2 separate regions of the Homo sapiens genome follow, and region 2 is linked to region 1. A link is an interaction called in ENCODE POLR2A ChIA-PET data of the cell type or tissue named here. Cell type or tissue: K562. All regions are shown on one strand. Region 1 overlaps HS3ST3A1 (heparan sulfate-glucosamine 3-sulfotransferase 3A1). Region 2 holds the start of LINC02093 (long intergenic non-protein coding RNA 2093).

Region 1 (4,000 bases):
AAAACTTTTAATAACACCTAACATCTGAGGCATCTGATTTTAATTAATGCCTCTCCAGCAGTAGAGATCAAGGGACATTCTAAAAATTAGTTCACTATTCCTAGAGCAAGCAACAATCCTAATGATTTTTTTAACCAATAAACCGGATGGTGCAATTAATCACAATTTTCATGTCTAGCACTAGATGGCAGAACAGACATTTGGTTGGTAGGATGGCCTACTGCATTAGTACATTCTCATGCTGCTGATAAAGACATATCTGAGACTGGGTAATTTATAAAGGAAAGAGATTTAATGGACTTACAGTTCCACATGGCTGGGGAGGCCTCACAATCATTGCAGAAGGCAAAGGAAGAGCAAAGGCATGCTTTACATGGTGGCAGACAAGAGGGCGTGTGCAGGGGAACTCCCCTTTATAAAATCTTCAGATCTCTTGAGACTTATTCACTATTGCAAGAACAGCACAGGAAGGATCCACCCCCATGATTCAATTACCTTCCACCAGGTCCCTTCCATGACACATGGAAATTATGGGAGCTATAATTCAAGATGAGATTTGGGTAGGGACACAGCCAAATGATAACACCTACTCAGCATGCTATTAATTCATGGAACTAAGGTTTCTTCACCCTGAGTCTGCCTGGCCAGGACTGGAGGAAATCTTGCTAGTCTCCAGTTCTCCAAGCTATTATCAGTTCATTGTATTCCTGGGGTTGCTTTCTGACTGCCTCATGAAAGAAGACCTTCCTTCCCCACTGCCTTCCACTCTGAAGAGCCTTTTGGTCTGGCAAGGAAACCAGTACAGCTAACTTCTCCCTCCCGGGACAGAGGAATAATGAGAGCTTGAGGACATTCATGACAACAGTCATACCCACAAGCTTTCCTTAGTCAAAATTTACATAATCCAGGACAGAATACATATAGAATAATACAACTGTAGGCTTGGAGGAAACCAACAGAAATCACCAAATTTGACATTTTTATTTAGAAGATGAAAAAAACTCAGTCAGAGATAAAACACAAGTATGTACAAGTTCACCAATTAATTAATGGCAAAGCCACGGCTAGATCCCTACTAGAAAGTGCTTTATTATCCTAGTCAATATGACTACCATTTGCATCAAGTTCAGGCCCCAGCTTTTAAGTCTAGTGACTATTTTAAAGAAGACAAGAAATTTTGGTAGCAGTTTCTGGTGTGTGTGTGTGTGTGTGTGTCAAAAGAATTCTTAGAATAGCTCTTAATCTAGAACCCAATCAAAACGGGCATCTTCACACTACCAGAGACAGTATTTGATACAACTTTTCCAAAGGGCAATTTTGTAACAGGCGTCAAAAGATTTAAAAAATGCATATATCACTTTACTCAGCCATTTTTTCTGCTGAGAAGTTATCATAAGAAAATAATGATAGGTGAGCATTAAAGATTTAGTTACAAGGAGTCCACGGCAGTTTTAGTCATAGTGAAATATTGGAATCAAGTTAAACATTGAACAATAAGGATTGCCTAAGTGACTTATGGGACATCCAGACAACAGAATCCATGCAATCTTTTAAAAAATGCTTAAAATCTTTTTAAAAGTCAGGGTTTCCAGGCCGGGAATGGTGGCTCACGCCTGTAATCTCAGAGCTTTGTGAGGCCGAGGTGGGCGGATCACCTGAGGTCTGGAGTTCAAGACCAGCCCGGCCAACACGGTGAAATCCCCGTCTCTACAAAAATACAAAAAAAAAAAAAAAAAAAATTAGCTGGGCTTGGTGGTGGGCGCCTGTAGTCCCAGCTACTTGGGAAGTGCAGGTAGAAGAATCACTTGAACCCAGGAGGCAGAGGTTGCAGTGAGCCAAGATCGTGCCACTGCACTCCAGCCCGGGTGACAGAGCCAGACTCCATCTCAAAAAAAAAAAAAAAAAAAAGTCAGGGTTTCCACAGTGGTGTCTGAAAATTTATTCAATCTAATCTGAAGCCTGGGCCCAGTCTCTCCTAGACATACATATCCAGTGTTCAGTACAGTGCTTGCCACAGGAAAGAGACTTGGTAATACTGAACGAATGAATGTTGATTAGATTTTTAGCATAACACCAGACACACCCTAATAACAAAATCTTACCTGAGTAAGAGGAATTACAGAGATCATGTCAATATAAGCAATTATTTGCAGGTGTGTCAAGTATTTGACTGTTTGAATTACTTCATGTATTCAAAATAGATGTTGATTTTTCATTATTAAAGATACTCAAATTTGTCATTTTTATTAAATATACAAAATATGCAAGCAACATGCAGCTACCTAGGAAAACATTTATTACTAGATAAGCTGAACATTTTCTTGACCATATCACATAATTATATATTTTTAAATTCCCAGATGCCTAGCACTGTGTATCTTTTCAAAAAAGAAAGCCATTCATATAACTGGACACGTTTTTTCATTTTAATGAAATTTTTTGTCTTTGTTGTTTCAGCATCATAAAGATGTGGAAACTCTACCACTGTTCTATTGGTACAGTACTGCCGGGAGTGTAAAATCATACAACCATTTTGGACGTCGATTTGGCAGTATGTATCAAATGTTCATAGCCTTTGACCTTATGATTCTACTTCTTGAAATGTATTCTAAACTCTTACTCAATATTAGAAATAACATTACAAACAAAGATTCCCATCAAAAGTATCCCTTATAATAGTCCCAAATTAAAAAGTACCTTAAAGGGGTAATGATTACTATGAGATACTCTTAAAAGAGGATTTAGGCTGGGCCTAGTGGCTCACTCTTGTAATCCCAGCACTATAGGAGGCCGAGGTGGGCAGATCACTTGCACTCAGGAGTTCCAGACCAACCTGGCCAACATGGTGAAACCCTGTCTCTACTAAAAAATACAAAAACTAGCTGGGCAGGTGGCGCATACCTGTAATCCCAGCTACTTGGGAGGCTGAGGCAGGAGAATTGGTTGAACTTGGGAGGCGGAGGTTGCAGTGAGCCAAGATCACACTACTGCATTCCAGCCTGGGTGACAGAGCCAGACTCCATCTCCAAAAAAAAAAAAAAAAAAAAAAAAAAATCATAAGAAATTATGCTTTGGGAGACTGACAGAACTCCTCAGATCACCTGAGGTCAACATGGGGAAACCCTGTCTCTACTAAAACTACAAAAATTAGTGGGGCCGTGGTGGCGCTTGCCTGTAATCCCAGTTATTCGGGAGCCTGGGAGGCAGAGGTTGCAGTGAGCTGAGATCGTGCCCCTGCACTCAGCCTGGGTGACAGAGTGACTCTGTCTAAAAAAAAAAAAAAAAAAAAAAAGAAAAAAGAAATTATACATATACTATGATCTTAATTAGGTTAAAAACAAAACAAAAGCAAGGCTACCAGTTTTGCATTTGCCATGTCTTGCATTTGCCATTGCATTTGCCATGTTTTTCGTAAGGGGCAGCATATACAGTCTGTTGTGCTATAATGCCAACACACGCATTCTTCAAATCACTATGCTGATAAAAATTCACAGATTAAAAAAACCACAGGACTTAGAGGAAAATAGGATTAGGGTACAACACTTAAAATTTTCTCAGTGGTACATTAAAAAAAATAAAAAGAACCTAAATAACAATGGTAACACAGTTCCATACATGTTGATGGTTAAGAAATCCAGAAATTCTAAAATAAAAATGACACTTTGACTTTGAAAAAGCCCTAGTGTTTTCTCATGGAAGTGGGCATTGGAGGGGTTGCAGTTTGTGAATTATTGTGAAGTGGTGAATGGAAGGTTATCTAAAATCAGATCAGCAAAACATCACACTGTACCCTGTTTATACATTTATACACACAATTAGTATTTGTCAATTAAAAACAAGTTAATAAAAAATAATAATTTTAAAAAGAAAAACATAGTAAAGTAAAATCCAGCTTAAAGCCAGATTTTAGGGGTAAGACTCAGAACACACACAGTGGACCAGGTGCAGTGGCTCACGCCTGTTATACTAACACTTTGGGAGGCTGAGACAGGCAGATCAC
Region 2 (4,000 bases), 270 kb before region 1:
TGGCTGCCTCACAGGTTCAGTTCAACCTAAGAGGTGACGTTGCCTTCTAGAAATCTCTGCCCACTCCCATGAAAATCAAGGGATTTATTGATTGCCCAACTTGAGTCATCGGCCATGGAGACCCCAGTCACCAGGAGAGGAAGTTTGTGCTCTGATTAGCCAATGTGGACCAAATGGGGGGATGGGGGATACTCAAGGAAAATTTAGGGCACCATTTCTTGAAAAATGTAGAGTAAATAGTGAACGCATTATAATAACATCCCAGCTGGCCCTATGATTGTTATTACAAAGCATTTTGAAGACAGAAGGAAATATGAGTGACCACTTCTGAGCTTCCCTTGTCCTCTGTGAGTCTTAAGAACAGGAGCAAATGTCATCTCGCATTAGCTTAAATTTCTTAATAGAGTTTACTTTTTAAAAAGATATTTTAAAACAATACACTCCTTTTTCAAAACATCATTATTTTCAAATCATGTAGACATGTATCAGAACTCTCTTAAACAGACTGCCATAGACAGGCTGTACAGAGAGGCGAAGCTACAAAATAAGTCTAAAGTAGAATAAAACGAGAACCAAAAAGAAAATGAGTGTCTTATTTCATGAAAAGTAGTAACTATGCCCAATTCACGTAATGAAAACCGCTGAGCATGTCATCCTTAACAAAATAATTTTATTAAGCAAAGTCCTTCTCTATTTAGCACAAGGAAAACATTATTTTAGTCAATTAATAATTCCCAAAGTGTTTCCTTAATATTTTGACAGTAATTTCAAATGGATGTGCATGCATAGAAATGATTATTAAACTAAGGCATATACACAGGTACATACATACTCACACCCACATGATTATTATTATTATTGGTTGAAACTATAGCCTGAGGCGACAAGGAAAGTAAAGGTCAGCCTTCCAAACAGAAAACACATGTATGGTGAGAGCACCATAAACTGCAGGGAAGAAACAAATTTATTCTCATATTTTTCATCAAGTTTATTTTTAGAGTCATGAACAACAGAGACCTTTCTTATTGATTAAATTTCGTAATGTTGAATTTGATCAAATCATAAGACACCAATTAGACTATAATTTTTAAACCATTATGGATGATAATAAAGGACGAATGGAATCATTAACAAAGAATTCCCTGAGTATTAAATTATCCCGTCTTTATCTTGTTAAGAAAACTTAGAAATTGTGTGTGGGTGCGGGTGTGTTTTCAATCACAAAGAGTGTTTCCCTCTTCTCGTAAACTCGCGGAAGCCATTTTCCAGCCCTCCAAGGGCAGCATAGCTATAGGTTGGCAGCAAATATTCTTCTTTTCGGTGTGCTATCTAGACATGGCTTCACACGGTTTGTGTTTCCCTGTTGACCTTTTAAAGAGTCCATACCAAGGCAGGACAATCCCTAGGCTGACTTGAAGAGTTCCCCTGATGTGGAGCTGTCGTACTCAAATTCCTGCTGGCAGTTTCCTAAGAAATGCTAAAAGATCCTTAGGAATCTGAATTAACCAGTTAATAGACAGTGTCTTTCTCAAACTGGGAATTTCTCCACTTTCCTCAAGCCTCATCCGTATTCTAGAGGAGAGATTTTAAGTACAGGACAGACTTACTACTCATTGCAGAACCAGAAGGGGGAGCCATAGTGCAAAGGAATCTTAGACCATTCACACTGTTTCTACAGGGATGAGTAATAATCACCACATGGGTTACATAACTTCCGGCCCACGGATGAAGTAAGGGCAATGAACGCGATATTCTCTAAAGAACATTTGGGTCAAGATGGCTGTCTTTACTTTCCCGTTTATGTAGCCAAGAATGAACAGAGAAAAATCTTTACCAAATTTAGCAATTATTATTATTATTATTATTATTATTATTATTATTATTATTATTTTGAGACAGTCTCACTCTGTCGTCCAAGCTGGAGTGCTGTGGCGTGATCTCGGCTCACTGCAAGCTCCGCCTCCCAGATTCACGCCATTCTCCTGCCTCAGCCTCCCGAGTAGCTGGGACTACGGGCACCTGCCACCACGCCCGGCTAATTTTTTTTTGTATTTTTAGTGGAGACTGGGTTTCACCGTGTTAGCCAGGATGGTCTCGAACTCCTGACCTCATGATCCACCCGCCTCGGCCTCCCAAAGTGCTGGGATTACAGGCATGAGCCACCGCGCCTGGCCCAAACTTAGAAGTTATTGAGGGTTGCCATCAATATGGCGGAAATTGTAAGGCACGTTTACAACACGAAGCGAAGAGAAGGGATTCGCTAATGGGCTTCACTGCTTGAAGGAAATGCCTGGCTGAGGCATAAGTTGAAGGTCCTCGGGAAGAACTCCATGTTATCTGGAAACGACTCCTGAGCTTGGACAGATTTGTCCCAGGGAAAGAAGAGCCTTGATCGTACCTTTGGCAAAAGCTCAAAGTGCAAGAGATCATCCCGGGTAGAGAAGCCAGGTGTGGCACTCATTCTTGACCTACACCTGGCAGGGATGGAACCAGTATTGCAGGAGGTGCTGGTCCAGCTGACTTCTCACTCTACAGCAAACCCAGGAGTGTAACCTGCAGCAGAAGGCAGTGCCCCCACTTGCTGTTTTCTACTGCTTACTGAAAAGCAGATCTCAATTTCAGCAAAGCACTACCAGATTTTTCATCCTTCTTTTTCCTGGATCTGAGAGATGTAAAAGTATTATAGTTAGAGTGATTCAGACGGAACCCATTTTAAACACACTCTGTAAGGGTAAGTAAACAGAGAAAAAGATAAACACAGACAAAGAAAAGATTCTGCCGAAGAAGGGAAACGACCCGAGAAACCCAGCAAATAAAGACTGTGAAGTGAAATTCCTAACATGAGATAGAATAAAGTATCAGAAAAACTGTAATTGATATTTTTGACCAAGTCTGAGAGGATGTGGCATCTGTGGAGCTAGAGTCGACAGTTATGAAAAGATACAGATCTGAAGTCAGAATTTTGTTTTATTTTAATCAACTTTTGTTTTAAACTCAGGGGGTACATGTGCAGGCTTTTTACCTAAGGATATTGCATGATGCTGAGGTTTGGGGTACCAATGATACTGCTACCTAAGTACTGAGGATAGTACCCAGTAGTTTTCAACCCTTGCCCCAATACCCAGTATTCCCCAGTGTGTAGGGTTGCCATCTTTTTTTTTTTTTTGAGACAGTGTCTCACTCTGTCGCCAGGCTGGAGTGCAGTGATGCGATCTTGGCTCACTGCAACCTCAGCCTCCCAGATTCAAGTGATTCTTCTGCCTCAGCCTCCCGAGTAGCTGAGACTACAGGTGCACGCCACCACGCTCAGACAATTTTTGTATTTTTAGTAGAAACAGGGTTTCACCATGTTGGCCAGGATGGTCTCGATCTCTTGACCTCGTGATCCACCCACCTTGGCCTCCCAAAGTGCTGGGATTACAGGCGTGAGCCACTGCACCTGGCCATGTTGCCGTCTTTATGTCCAATGTTTAGTTCTCACTTATAAGTAAGAACATGCAGCATTTGGTTTTCTCTTCTTGGGTTAATTTGCTTACAATAAGCCTAAGCCTCCATGGATGGCCTCCAGCCACATCCATGTTGCTGCAGAGGACATGATTTCATTATTTTTGCAGATGCATAGTATTCCATGATGTATATAGCATATTTTCTTTATCCAATTCACTGTTAATGAGCACCTAGGTTGATTCCATGTCTTTGCTATTTTGAATAGTGCTGTGATAAACATGTGAGTGCATGTGTCTCTCTGGTTAGAATGATTTGCTTTCTTTCGGGTATATACCCAGTAATTCTGGGTCAAATTGTAGTTCGGTTTTAAGTTCTTTGAGAAATTGCCAAACTGCTTTCCACAGTGGCTGGACTAATTTACATTCTCACCAACAGTGCATAAGCATTCCCTTTTCTCTACAGCCTTGCTAAGCTGGTTGTATTTTAAAATGTCATGAAAGAAGTGAACTGGACATAGGCTGTGCAGAACATTGAATCAGTCAAGTAGAAGGAA

The links. ChIA-PET counts read pairs that join two places held together with the same protein. Peaks named below come from ENCODE experiments on the same cell type or tissue, not always from the same donor. Only the 100,000 strongest peaks of a DNase experiment are listed, where the experiment ranks them.
Region 2: POLR2A ChIA-PET joins it to region 1 with 5 read pairs; 2 of 35 experiments call an interaction of 5 or more read pairs at or near these places.

Annotation. Positions count from the first base shown.
Region 1 is chr17:13,576,675-13,580,674 of GRCh38, forward strand. All of the region lies in intron 1 of HS3ST3A1 (heparan sulfate-glucosamine 3-sulfotransferase 3A1), which reads right to left. Among named protein-coding and RNA genes, the nearest start is that of HS3ST3A1, 23 kb to the right of the region's middle. In K562, no CTCF peak of the experiment used is centred here; no DNase peak of the experiment used is centred here.
Region 2 is chr17:13,305,129-13,309,128 of GRCh38, forward strand. It overlaps LINC02093 (long intergenic non-protein coding RNA 2093), which reads right to left and starts at 1,632. Exons shown (of 5, transcript NR_146885.1): 1 at 1,608-1,632. LOC124904097 (a long non-coding RNA gene) reads left to right here and starts at 2,119. Exons shown (of 2, transcript XR_007065972.1): 1 at 2,119-2,731. In K562, a CTCF peak has its summit at 1,630 (motif pointing right); a DNase peak (open chromatin) is centred at 1,673.